Linked DNA regions of Mus musculus: regions 1 and 2 are each linked to region 3. Evidence: chromatin contacts called from ENCODE Hi-C or POLR2A ChIA-PET data. All regions are on one chromosome and are shown on one strand. The core of a region is the stretch at or near the end of the contact, and the rest is flanking DNA. Distances in the headings are between cores, read along the strand shown. Region 1 has its middle 24 kb from the start of Gm17745. Region 2 holds the start of Elk3 (ELK3, member of ETS oncogene family). Region 3 holds the start of Cdk17 (cyclin-dependent kinase 17).

Evidence for each region. A loop is a pair of places that touch in the nucleus more often than their neighbours do. ChIA-PET counts read pairs that join two places held with the same protein, here RNA polymerase II (POLR2A).
Region 1: a map of CH12.LX shows a loop between it and region 3 (2.8-fold over the local background). The contact joins the enhancer-like site here to the promoter of Cdk17 in region 3. A Hi-C loop is called at or near these places in 2 of 37 maps with a recorded cell type or tissue (CH12.LX and T-helper 2 cell).
Region 2: POLR2A ChIA-PET joins it to region 3 with 28 read pairs in Patski. The contact joins the promoter of Elk3 here to the promoter of Cdk17 in region 3. A Hi-C loop is called at or near these places in 11 of 37 maps with a recorded cell type or tissue (adrenal gland, gastrocnemius, heart and 1 more). POLR2A ChIA-PET finds 5 or more read pairs at or near these places in 2 of 5 experiments (Patski and embryonic stem cell).

The regions. Positions count from the first base shown.
Region 1 is chr10:93,358,870-93,362,486 of GRCm38, forward strand. No RefSeq gene overlaps it. Among named protein-coding and RNA genes, the nearest start is that of Gm17745, 24 kb to the left of the region's middle. Within about 2 kb of position 1,669, at least 1 of the 3 ENCODE cell types and tissues checked has a DNase peak (open chromatin) inside an H3K27ac peak, as active enhancers do.
Region 2 is chr10:93,309,183-93,313,268 of GRCm38, forward strand. It overlaps Elk3 (ELK3, member of ETS oncogene family), which reads right to left and starts at 1,977. Exons shown (of 5, transcript NM_013508.2): 1 at 1,570-1,977.
Region 3 is chr10:93,159,592-93,163,355 of GRCm38, forward strand. Cdk17 (cyclin-dependent kinase 17) reads left to right here and starts at 1,285. Exons shown (of 17, transcript NM_146239.2): 1 at 1,285-1,609. Mir1931 (microRNA 1931) reads left to right here and starts at 3,194; the gene lies at 3,194-3,312.

The DNA.
Region 1 (3,617 bases), core at 419-2,918, 200 kb after region 3:
AATAACAGGAACTTCTAAGGATTCTTCGTGTAAGTGTGGCTGAAGATGAAATTGGATTGCATTTGTCTGTTTCCACTCACATGCTTTGAAGAGAGAATCCGTTGGGCCAGAGGAGGATGACAGGCCCAGTCTAGAAGCTACACATTTGAAGTCATGGGATCGGCAAAAACAGAGCTTCATTTGGGCAAAAGGAGGAGTCAGGTAGAGGCCCCCCTCCCCCAAAGAATGGACACCAAGCAGATGCCCTTACCGTTCCACCATTGCAATCATGGTAATTCTGCTCTCTAGAGGACTCTGCATATGATCTAGCCATCAATGGTCAATTTCTTTGTTTTTGTGATTGAAAGTCTCACTTGCTCAAAGTGGCTCATAAACATGCCCAGGGACTGCCAACTGAGCTACATATGCCTTCTAAGCACATCTCCATGCATTTCTGTTTGATTTCCTAGCTCATGAATAAAACATCCCTCTAGTCTACATTCGAAGGCTGTATGTTTCCACTAATCCCAGTCTTTGCTCTATATAAACCTGCATTGTGATCACACTGTTGTGGCTGATGCTGTTATCTACCCATTAGCCACCTAGGGCTGCAATACCTCTGACTCCTTTGCTTATGATTGGACTAGAGGTAAAACACATCTAGTGCTACACTAGCAAAAACAACGCAAGGTTTGTAAAGGGCTCCCCTGAGGATTTCCCTTCTGGCTGAGCAAGTCTATGGGGAAAGAGAGGGTTGGTGTCTTTTTTGTTTCGTTTTCCTTCTCACTGGGTTCTTTGCATGAGAGGCTCTATATCTAGGGCAATCATATATTAGAGGCACGAGGTAAAACATACAAGGAGAAGGCCAGCATGAAGAAGGTGGCTGAGAAAATAGGAAGCTTTATGTCCATGGTGACATTTTGCAATCTGTAAATCAACTCTGGACTCTGAAATCGATGGGAGCCATCCATATGGCTCGATCGCTCTGTCAGGTTTACTGTCTCTTGAAGTCAAAAGTGCCCTCGCTCATATCCAGTCCTTACTCAAACTTAACCTTTGACTTTGGCATATAGGAATGTATCTCTTCCCGCTGTGAAGAAAGCTCAAGAAACAAATAAAAACCTACTGAGAACCATTATAAATGCTATATACACATACACATTTGGAAAGAGGTTATCTTTGTTTCATTTTCTGTTGCTATAATAAAAAAAAAACTAATCAAGAGCAACTTAGGGGATTCAGGGCTTTGTTTAGTTTAGGGGAAGTTAAGGCAGGAGTGAAGCAGTTGTCACATCACATCCACAGCTGAGCAATAAGAAAAGAACGCACCCACGCTGCCTAATGCTGTTGCTTCTGCTCAGCTAGCTTTCCTTGCTCTGTTTTGTTTTGTTTTGTTCTTTGAGACAGAGTTTCTCTGTGTAGCCCTGGCTGTCCTGGAACTCACTCTGTAGACCAGGCTGGCCTTGAACTCATAAATTCACCTGCCTCTGCCTCCCAAGTGCTGGGATTAAAGGCATGTGCCACCACGCCCCGCCTGCTTTCCTTGCTCTTAACACAGGTCCAGCCTGTGAAATTGCCCCTCCCATATTCAGGCTCGGTCTTCCCACCTCTGTCAACATTCAAAAACAATCCTCCCGCCTCCAGAAATGCTCACAGGCCAACCTGTTCTAGATCACTCCTCAACAGAGATATTCTTCTGAGAGCTTTCTGGTTTGGGGCCAGTTGACATTTAAAACCTACAATCACAGAGGGCATTTGGAATGCTTGAAAGGATACTGTTTATGTAAATGTTTCCTATACACTTGTTAAGAATGTGGCATTTCACTTGTTTCCTATATACTTGTTAAGAATGTGGCATTTCACTTGTTTCCTATACACTTGTTAGTAATGCATCAGTTGACTTTTAAACTGCTCAGTTACACTGTAACAGGCCCCAGTCTAGTGGGATTTTAGAATTTCTATATAGAAGGGAGTTAAAAGTGGTGCCTGAGTGGGAGGTGGAAGTGAGGTGTTGAAATGGCATTTGCATTGTGCTTTGAAGGTTGAGATACTTGAGACTGTCCCCGAGGAGGGAGGGGACAGCCAGGCAGTCCCACACCTCGACCTCCACCTTCTCACTAAAGCTGCTTCAATTCAGAAACCGACTTGTTTGTACATTTTAGCATCCACCCCTTAGGAGTCAAGGTTGGGAAGACTTTGTGGCATGGGCTTAGAGACTAGAGATCCAAGACTAGAGTCTAAGTCACTTTACGTTGCAATGTTGAATTGTCTCTCACATTTAACATGGGAACTTCTGGCTCAGGGTGACTGCTCAAAGCATATAGCTAGACCTCAGAGTCCTGTCCTCAGTCTTGGTCTCCTGGTTGCTTCCCTTCCCACCGAGGCAGTTGTCCTCAGTTTAGAAGTGGAACAGAGCGGCTGAGAAGGGCTCTTTGGCATGGAAAGGAACTTTTTTGAGAACATAAGCTTTTTCCTACCAGAGGAGAGGAACAGAACACTGGAGAGCTGAGGAAGAAATAACCACCCATCACTCAGAGAGGATCTGCAAAGTGGTACCCAGAAGGCATCCCACTCCTTGCCCCGAGCATGTAGTAATCCGGCACAATAATCCAGCACACTGCTCTTCTTCTGTTGCCTGTGTGAGCCTGATCGGATGTCACTAGACCAAGCCTGCCAGGAAGAGGGTTAGATCTTTGAGAAGGAAGGACAAGAAAAGAGATGGTCACTGCGTCTATGAATAGAGAATATTTCCAATTTCTCAATAAGCAGGCAATCTCAGAAAGGGGATCCTGTATCCCAGAGAAAAGGAAGAATATCTTCAGATATGGGCTGGAGGACCAAGTGAATGGGGCTGGGGGGTGGCATGGTTGTCAAGTCCAAGGTGGCCTTGGGTTTTCCAAGTCCAAAGGGAAAGCAGGCTCCAGAAGAAACATGGGAAGTTACAGCAGACCTGAATGGAGAAGAGGTGCAAGAAAGTGAAAGAAAAGCTCGTGTTGACAGACAGACAAACGGAAAGGTTTACACATAAAGGGAAGGTATTCTGACTTCTCCGCTCAAGACCGGGATAATGATGTAATCTGTATAACTGAGACATAGTGGTCTGGCAAGCATGGCAAGAATGTGGGCCAGAAGGCCGGAGGTTACCTCGGGTTGCCATGGTGTTCAGCCAAAAGCAGCAGAGTCAGACAGAGAAAGGAGGTAGCTGTGTGCCTCAAGGATGTCAACGCCTGCTCTGAGGACCAGGACAAAAGAGTCCTGTTTATTCCTTACTATGTCAGCCAATAAGTAGAGTGAGTAGTAGAAGGTAGCGGTTTTGGGAATCCAACGTCTAGGAACAAAACAGATACACTAGGGTTCAATTCCCAGCTCCTCCATTTCCTCGCTGTGTGATATTGAGCAAACAACCTAACCTTTCTGTGCTTCATAGTTTTCATGTCTAGGCTACTCACAGCACCTGGCTGATAAGGGTACTCGTGAAGATTAAATGAGATATGGACATAATATGAACAGTGCTTAACCCAAAGCCCAATGCATGGTGGGAACTCCATCTTCACCCATTCATTTTTATAATAAAATAAATAACAAGTAAATTGAAGAAAGAAATAGTAGAAACAGGAGAATAGGTGTAATACTGCATA
Region 2 (4,086 bases), core at 727-3,226, 150 kb after region 3:
CAAAATGGCCAAAGGGACTGCCAAGTTTTTTGAGAGTGTGCCCTAGAAAGACTGGCAGGGGTGGAGAAGGCACCTCTAAGTCAATAAGTCTGCAGGCAGACAGTGGCTCGCACAAAACCCCTCCTGTGCGGAGTAGCGGAAACTCCCAATGCGATTAGTCGGGGTGTGTGTGTGTGTGTGTGTGTGTGTGTGTGCAGACATTACTTAGCAATGACTAAAGGGCTCTCTCTTCCTGCAGCAGCCAGTGGAAAATTCAAGGAACATTTTTCCCCCTGCAGCAGCAGAATCCCTTTAACCCTCTCCCCAGCCAACTCCAAAAACAACTCGGCTTCCCCCCCCCATACGCCCCCCCCCCAACTGCCCCCCCCTCCCCACCTCCGGCAGAGCACTGCAGGGAGTTATAGGACGGCGAGGGGCTTTCGAGATGGGGAGGGCTGGAGGGGGCCGGCAGGGAAGGGGCGGGGGACCCTCAAACACTACAAAGGAAACTGTAAAAGGCACAAATACATAAACCTGAGAAGCAGCAGCAAGCCGCAGTTTCTTTGTGAGCTCCTCAGTGAGTCATTTTCAAGATGCTGTCTGCAGCCAGTTTCAAAGCGGAAGCGCACGGCAATTAGTCTTGCCGTTTCCAGACAAGCCAGAAACTCTCCCGACACTCTTTTTTTTTTTCCTTCTAAAAAGCCCCTTTTGCAGTTTCTGAAATAGCCTTTCTTGCTTCCACCCCCACCCGCCGCGTAACTGCAGCTTATCCTCGGAATGATTCGGTCGTAACAAAACAGAGACCATTTAATATTTTTAGCTCCCGCCTCCCAATTTCAAGCCCCCCCCCCTTAAAAAAAAGTTCCAGTAACATTACAGGCCAGCAGGCAGTTGGAAGTTAAAGAGCTGAGAGTTTCAAGTTCATCCCTTGCCTGGCCCATCTCCCCAATCCGAATCTGGACTAGCCGACTCGGCCGGCTTTTAAATGTCCATTAGACTGGGCGTGCGCCTGGGGCGGTGACCTGGGCGGGGGTCACCTGCCCAGAGAGAGTGGACGTAGCCCCGGGCCCCACATCTCCATGGCCCAAGTCCTCCGCTCCCTCTCCACCCCTGTGCTCTCCCCTGAATCCGAACACTCGCGCCTCGGTGCCCATCCTGAAGGGATCCGGACCGCAACCCCGGCTGGAGGTCAGTGACAATCCAGCCTCCAGCCACGCAGCCCGCTTCGACCACTATCCCTAATCCCAGAGCCCCGGAGCCTCGCTGCAGGGATACAGGAGTTTGCACTCAGGGTGTCTCCTCCGGGCTTCGCAGTGCAGACCCCAGGCCCGAGCACGAGCTCCCGGGGTGGCGCCGGTGGCGGTGGCGGTGGCGACGCACAGCATCCTCCCCCGCGGGGACGCACCCCCATCCTCCCCCAACGCAGTCTACAACTCACCCCACAGCGCCCACAACCCCACCCCCACCAGCCAAAGAAAAGAAAGAAGGAGAAAGGAGAAAAAAAAAAAAGAGGAAAAATTAAAAAAAAAAAATAGCCCGAAGAAAACTTTGCAAGCGCTGGAGCAACAGGCAAACAGTCCTGCAACCTACCCAGACGTGGGGGAGCGTTTGGGAGTCTTCTTGGGGAGATTTCTAGGAGGAACCGGGCGAAAGCCCCCGACTTTCCATGCTGACAGGCGTCTGCAGACGGTCTGTTGCTCTTGTAATGAGATCCTGATTTTCCCCCCTCTTTTTTTTTTCTTTCTCTCGCTCCTCTTTTTTTTTTTCTCCCCCCCCCCCCTCCTCTGGTGTGTGTGAGAGCAGGAAGTTGGAGCAGTCAGGCCGAGCCTGCTCACTTCCTTTACTGCATTATTCCCCAGGCGGTGTGCAGTCTGTGTAAACAGGCTTTTCCGCCCCGCGCCGTGCGCCCGGGCCGCGGCTGTGCGCCGGGGCTGCCCGCCCAGACCCGCGCATACCCCCGGCGCCGGGCCCCGCGCCCGCCCGCACGCCCCGCGCGCCCCCGCGCCGTGCCCGCCCCGCTTCCTGCTCGGCCACCCCAGGGGAGGAGCCTGGGGACCCGCCGGCCAGGCCGCCGTCTCTCCACTCGGCGGGGGCTCCGTCGGCTCCTGAGCCCTCGGGTTCCTAAGTTTGGCATCACCCTGGGTTCGTGCCCTGCTAATGGTGCCCCGAAAGGGAGGTCCCTAAGCGAGCTTTTCTCTACCATAGGCATAGAAGAAGAGTTTAGGGACAGGAGGGATGGCGAGTGGGGTTCAGGACTTTGGATGCTCTGGGAACCGGGCTGCTTTTATTGCGGACCAGAGGAGATGAGGGTGAAAAACATAAGCGTGCACAAAGGGAGATGGAGTCTTCCTAAGATGCTGTCGGATAGAGTTACTGTCGGGGCATATTTAACAGCAGCACTATAATTAATATTAATAGTAATAATTTGGAGGCAGTTTTAGAGTTGGGATCCTCTTTTGGGAATACTTTCTTAAGAGCCACAAACTAGGAGCCTTGTGTCTTAGAAAAGAGATGAGTGAAGTGGCTTTAGACAGGCACTGCTTAGGCGCTCCAGGTGGCTTGAGACAGGGGAAGGGGTACCCTGTGGTTTCAAGACTGGACTCCCCGCCCCTGAGGACAATGGCCAGGATCTGATTGGAGAGTTGGGCATTGCTCGGAGGATGCAGGAGGGAATGGGTCTCTTATTAACAAACCCTGTATACAGTTCCTCCAGCCCCAGCCTTCCAGAACCTTCCAGTCCCCTGCCTTTGGGGCTTTCTGACCAGTAGTTTTCAATCTTGAACGTTTGGCATGAGAGTACATGGCTCATTAAAGCCCTAATTGTAACCCTTAAGCCCTCACCTCAATGTGTCTGGTGTGATTGGAAGCCCCAATAACAGAATCGCGTTGAGAGTAAGGGGTGCTTTGCAAACTAGCCACAGCGTACTTATCCCAGACCAATGGCCAAGTCTCCAGGTCAGCAGGACAACATTCTGACATTTCCTTGCCCCCCCCCCATTAGCATTTGCTATCTCTCTGAAAGATTGCTTGTTTCTGAGTATCTGGTTACTATTAAAGGTTCTAGATTGAATTCAGGGATGTTAATACCCACCCCACACACGCACATCTGCAGGTGCCTGTCAGAACACCTTGTTAAACAAGGGCAGCATTTTTGCTTAATCACTGATGTGTATAACCTGCTGGTTATACACTGAGGACCAGGCTTGCCCGTGCTCTGAGAAGAGACAATGGTGGTGGGGAGAGGAGGGAGGGGGACCAAGGTAAGATGTGAAACAGAAGGAGGAATTATGGGAAAGGGGGCTGTCTATCAAACCCTGATTTTCCACAGCTAATTTTCCACTTTGGAGATTATCATTTAAAATCCCTAGTTGGCTTCTCCAGTCACTCAGCAAAACTCAGACTGTGTCCCTATATGATCCAGCTGTCCATGTGAACTGAATGCAGAGTGTGGATTTAGATTTATCATCCAACTCGGAAGCTCCCACACTTAGGAATACATGTTGCTTTTTATTTTAGAAAGTATCCACTTGGGAGAAGCTAATCTGAAGGGGCTACGTGCTGTATGATCCCACCTCTCCCAGAAAAGGCAGAACTATTGGCGCAGTGAGAAAGTTCTGGTCACCAGGGGTTGGGGACAGGAAGGGATGAGTAGTCAGAACAAGATTTTGGGGGGCCAGCCATGAACTGCTCCGTGTGAAGCTATACAGGTGGGTACCTGTAATCACGAATTATCATCAGGAGTGAGCCATCAGGTGAACTGTGGGTTTCAGGGGAGGTTGTGTCAAGAAAGGTTCGTCATTTGTAAGTGGTACCCCACTCTCTTGGGGGAGATTGGGAGGTGGCGTTCCTATACAGCCACTCAGAAAGCAAGCTCTAGAAATCAGATGGTCAGGTCTCGTTAGAGATTTAGCTTGGGGGTAAATTACTTGCCTCTCTTGTACAAAGCCATGAGTTCAATCTCCAGCACTAAAAAAAAAAAAAAAAAAAAAAAAAAGGAAAAAGAAAAGGTAGATAAGAAAGCAGGGTTAGAGTTAGGGTTAGGAAAAGAAATCAACCTAAAACAATTAGAACAGAACAGGTAAATACTGGCCACTTGAGCATTGGTCA
Region 3 (3,764 bases), core at 35-2,534:
CCTTATGAGCTGTAGAAAACACATCCAGCTGTGTCCGACAAAGTTCTAGACAGAAGGGCAGGAAGTATCTTCAAGGAAAGGCGCATCAATCAGAAAAGATACGATTCAGAAGTCCTTAGTAGATAATGAGATTTAAAATATATCGTGCACTTCCTGGTGATAAGAACAGAAAAACAAAACATAACAACAACAACAACAAAAAACCCCAACCTTCACCCTACTGGCCTTTTATACCGTTAACCTTTTCTTGGTTAGGGTGTCCACATCCGGACCCTACTGTCTTCTTTCAGTTCTCTCAGTATTTTCCTCTGCCACTTAAGTCTGCTTTTACTTTAAGCTTCTATCCCTACTTGTGGAAAGAAATGGGCCAGGATCACTTTAGTTTGTCTACACATTCAGTTGTTCCTAACTGGGGAAGAAGAAAGTAAAAAGATTTACAGAAACTGGGCCAACCTCTTTGGCCTGCCTCCTTCAAGCAACAGAATCTAACTCACTGCAACAGTATCTCTTTCTGGGTCCTATAACTTAGCATTGACTCTTTCACAACACAGTTTTATTGTAACCATTTTAGTTCCCCCCTCCACCCTCCCCCCCCAGCCTAGAGCCAACAGTGTAATAACATTTAAAAACACTGTGGTTGAAATCAAAGCTTTGTGCGTGGGTGATTACTGCACTGGCCACGCATATCCAGTCACAGAACAGAAGAAAATTGCAGCAATCGACCGAGGTATTTCTTTGTGGGTCATCTGAAGCACTGTACTGAGGCAGGCATCCTGTGTACAGTAGCGCCTGGAATACTTCAAGCAGAGTTTTATTGTTGCGAGGGGACAGTGAGGGGCTGATTTGTGGCGATCGGTTCCTCACCAATCGCGATGGTCAGACACTGTTCAGCGTTCTGTCCACGGACAGGGTCTCCCTTGCTCTCCAGCCGCGTTTGAAGCCACGCTTGAAGTTTCCTGGGAATACCCCCCAGCCCCGCCCAGACCACGCCCCAGTCATAAGCCCCACCCCCAGGCAAGGCTCCGCCCCGCATGCCGCCGTCGCCGCCACCGCCGGCAGGGGTCGCGCTGCCCCAGGCGAGCCGTGCAGGCGGGGGTGGGGAAGCTCCCGCAGCCGGTCGCTTTTCTCCGCCGCCGCTGGTTGGATCGTTTCAATAAAAGTCTTTTTTTTTTTTTTTTCCTTTTTTCTTTTCTTTTTTTTTTTCTAACCCCCGCTCTCGCTCGCTCCGGGGAACAGGCGGAGGCGTCAAGCCGCAGCCTCCGAGCGAGAGAAAGCAACGCGCACTCAGACGAACGAGAGCGGCGGCTGCGGTCTACCCAGCGCCCGGCAGTCCGGCAGCCCGCGCCCCGCCGCCTCGCTCCGCCCCGGCTCGGTGGCCGGGAGTACTGGGCCGTCCGCGAGGCTCCGCGGCCCGGGAGCCATGTTGAGCGGGGGGCTCTGCCACGCGTGAGGCGGCCGGCGGCCCTCGCGGAGCGGAAGGCGCGAGGTTGGGGGGTGGGGGGAGGCCTGAGCCTGAGGCGCCTCGGCGCGTCCGCCACCACCGGACCTGCATCCGCTCGCTCGCTCTGCGCGCCCGCCGGTCCGGAGCCCGCGGTCCCCGCACTTGCTGGTGAGTTGGCAGCGGGGCTGGGCAGGGATCGTGACGCCTGTCAGCGGGCGGCTCGAGTGGGGATCTTGTCGGTCGCATGTCCACGCGCGGCGTGGGCTGCGGGAGTGCGGAGCTGGTTGGGGGACCTGGGGGGAGGGGCTCCATGCGCCGCCGCTGAGAGTTCGCAGCCGATCGAGGCTTCCTGGGGAGGCTGCTGGCCCCGTGGGGCGCCGGGAGGGGAAGAGGCGGAAAGTCCCCCCGAGACACAAAGGTCCCCGGGGCCGGGGTGGAGGCGCGGGCGCGGGGCGGCGGGAGTGGGCGAGGACGCGGCGCTGCGGGCTCCTTGGAGACGCGGGAGGCTGCGCGCGGGTGGGTGGGCAGCTCCGCGGGGGAGGAGCCCTCTCGTGGGGGAGCGGGTCGACACAAAGCTCCGGGCAGCCCTCTTGCTGGCGGGTCACACCCCTGAGTGTCGCTCCAACCGGAGGCGGAGGGACTGTGGGAAACCCAGAGAACCCGGGAAGAGGGGGTTGTGTGTGTGTGTGTTCCACCGTTGTCTTAGCCGCAGTTGCTTTTCTCGGTGTTTTTGTCCGGTTGCTTCTGCTCCCCATCTCAGCTGGGTGGCCCCAGTTTTCTTCCCCACATCACCCCCACGCTGCCACCTCGCCGTCCCCTGTGGTTCCCCACTCATTCTCTCCCCTACTTTTCACCCACTCCTTCTGGGGTAAGCGGTATTTTGCCTTCAGCTAGGGGAACGTTTGCTAATGACAGGATGCCTGACTTGGTCTGACCCTGAACTGCCTTGAACTCTTCTCTTTTTTTTTTTTTTCCTCCCACCCTTTCCTTTCTGGGATCTTCTGTGTCACATGGCCATTAACAATTAGCTTTTCTTCTTCAAAAATGGCAAAAGCCTTTAGCTGAAATCCGTGGCGCCTTTCCCTTATGTTAATGTGGCCATCGAAGACGACGCATCAGTGGCCCTGTTTTATCGCCTCCTGAGCCAAATTGATTCTCTAGACACAAGTCACAAATTTTGTTTTGCGTCTTGGCCATTCCTTGGGCCAGCAAAGTGTATTTCTGGTAGCAGAGCTTCTGTCACGTCACAGGCAATGCTTGACTAAGGGAGACAGCTCTTGCCTCCCAACTTTGCTGTTTGTTTTTTCCTAATCCTTTGTTGGGTTTCTTTTTAACTGCATTTGTGCAAGACTATCAAAGTAATGGATTTGAGTGACTTGGAAATTGACGTTGTTAACCACGGAACAGAAGACGACCTCTGATCAGTTGAATTGACCTAAACCTTTGAATCAAGAAACATGTGTAAACTAAATTTAAGGAGGAAAAAAAAATTGCTAGTGGGAATGTTAATTGGTTTTATTTTGTTCTCTTGTGAACACCAGGAATTGGCTTATGTATTAAATGTGGTGTCACCTGGTTAATGAAGTCATTTCAGTTTTTTTTTTTTGTTCTTTTAACATCTGCATAATTCCATAAACAGCGGGTTTAAACAAAAGAAAACAATATGACTAAGGACGTCTTTCATTTTAATTTTTATTTCTAATGTTGTGAGTGAACACAGGAATGTGAAGAGCGCTGTTCTTTTATCTGGCGAGCCATCTCCTAGGCCAGAAGCATTAACTCTTTGAATGCTGCTCGTCAAAGATCTGTTGCAGAGCCTTTGAATTGAAGCTGCTTTAAAATTCCAATGCAAGGGCTGGTGCGATGGCTCAGTGGGTAGGAGCGCCCGACTGCTCTTCCAAAGGTCCAGAGTTCAAATCCCAGCAACCACATGGTGGCTCACAACCATCCGTAACAAGATCTGACTCCCTCTTCCGGTGTGTCTGAAGACAGCTACAGTGTACTTGCATATAATAAATAAATAAATCTTTACAAAAAAAAAAAAAATTCCAATGCAAGTGCCAGCAAGATGGCTCAGTTGGTACGGGTGCCCGTCTCAGGGCCTGAGTTCAATCCTGGGAACACATGCAAAGACGGAGGCAAGAACAGCACAACGTTGTCCTCTGATTTCCACATGCATACACCACACACATCACGAACATCATCACCACCACCACCAACAACAATTGATTCATAATAAATAATAACAACAATAATATGTATTTTAAAGTTCTTATGCAAACATAGGAGTTTCAACTATTTTTACAGTGGAAATAAGAATGCT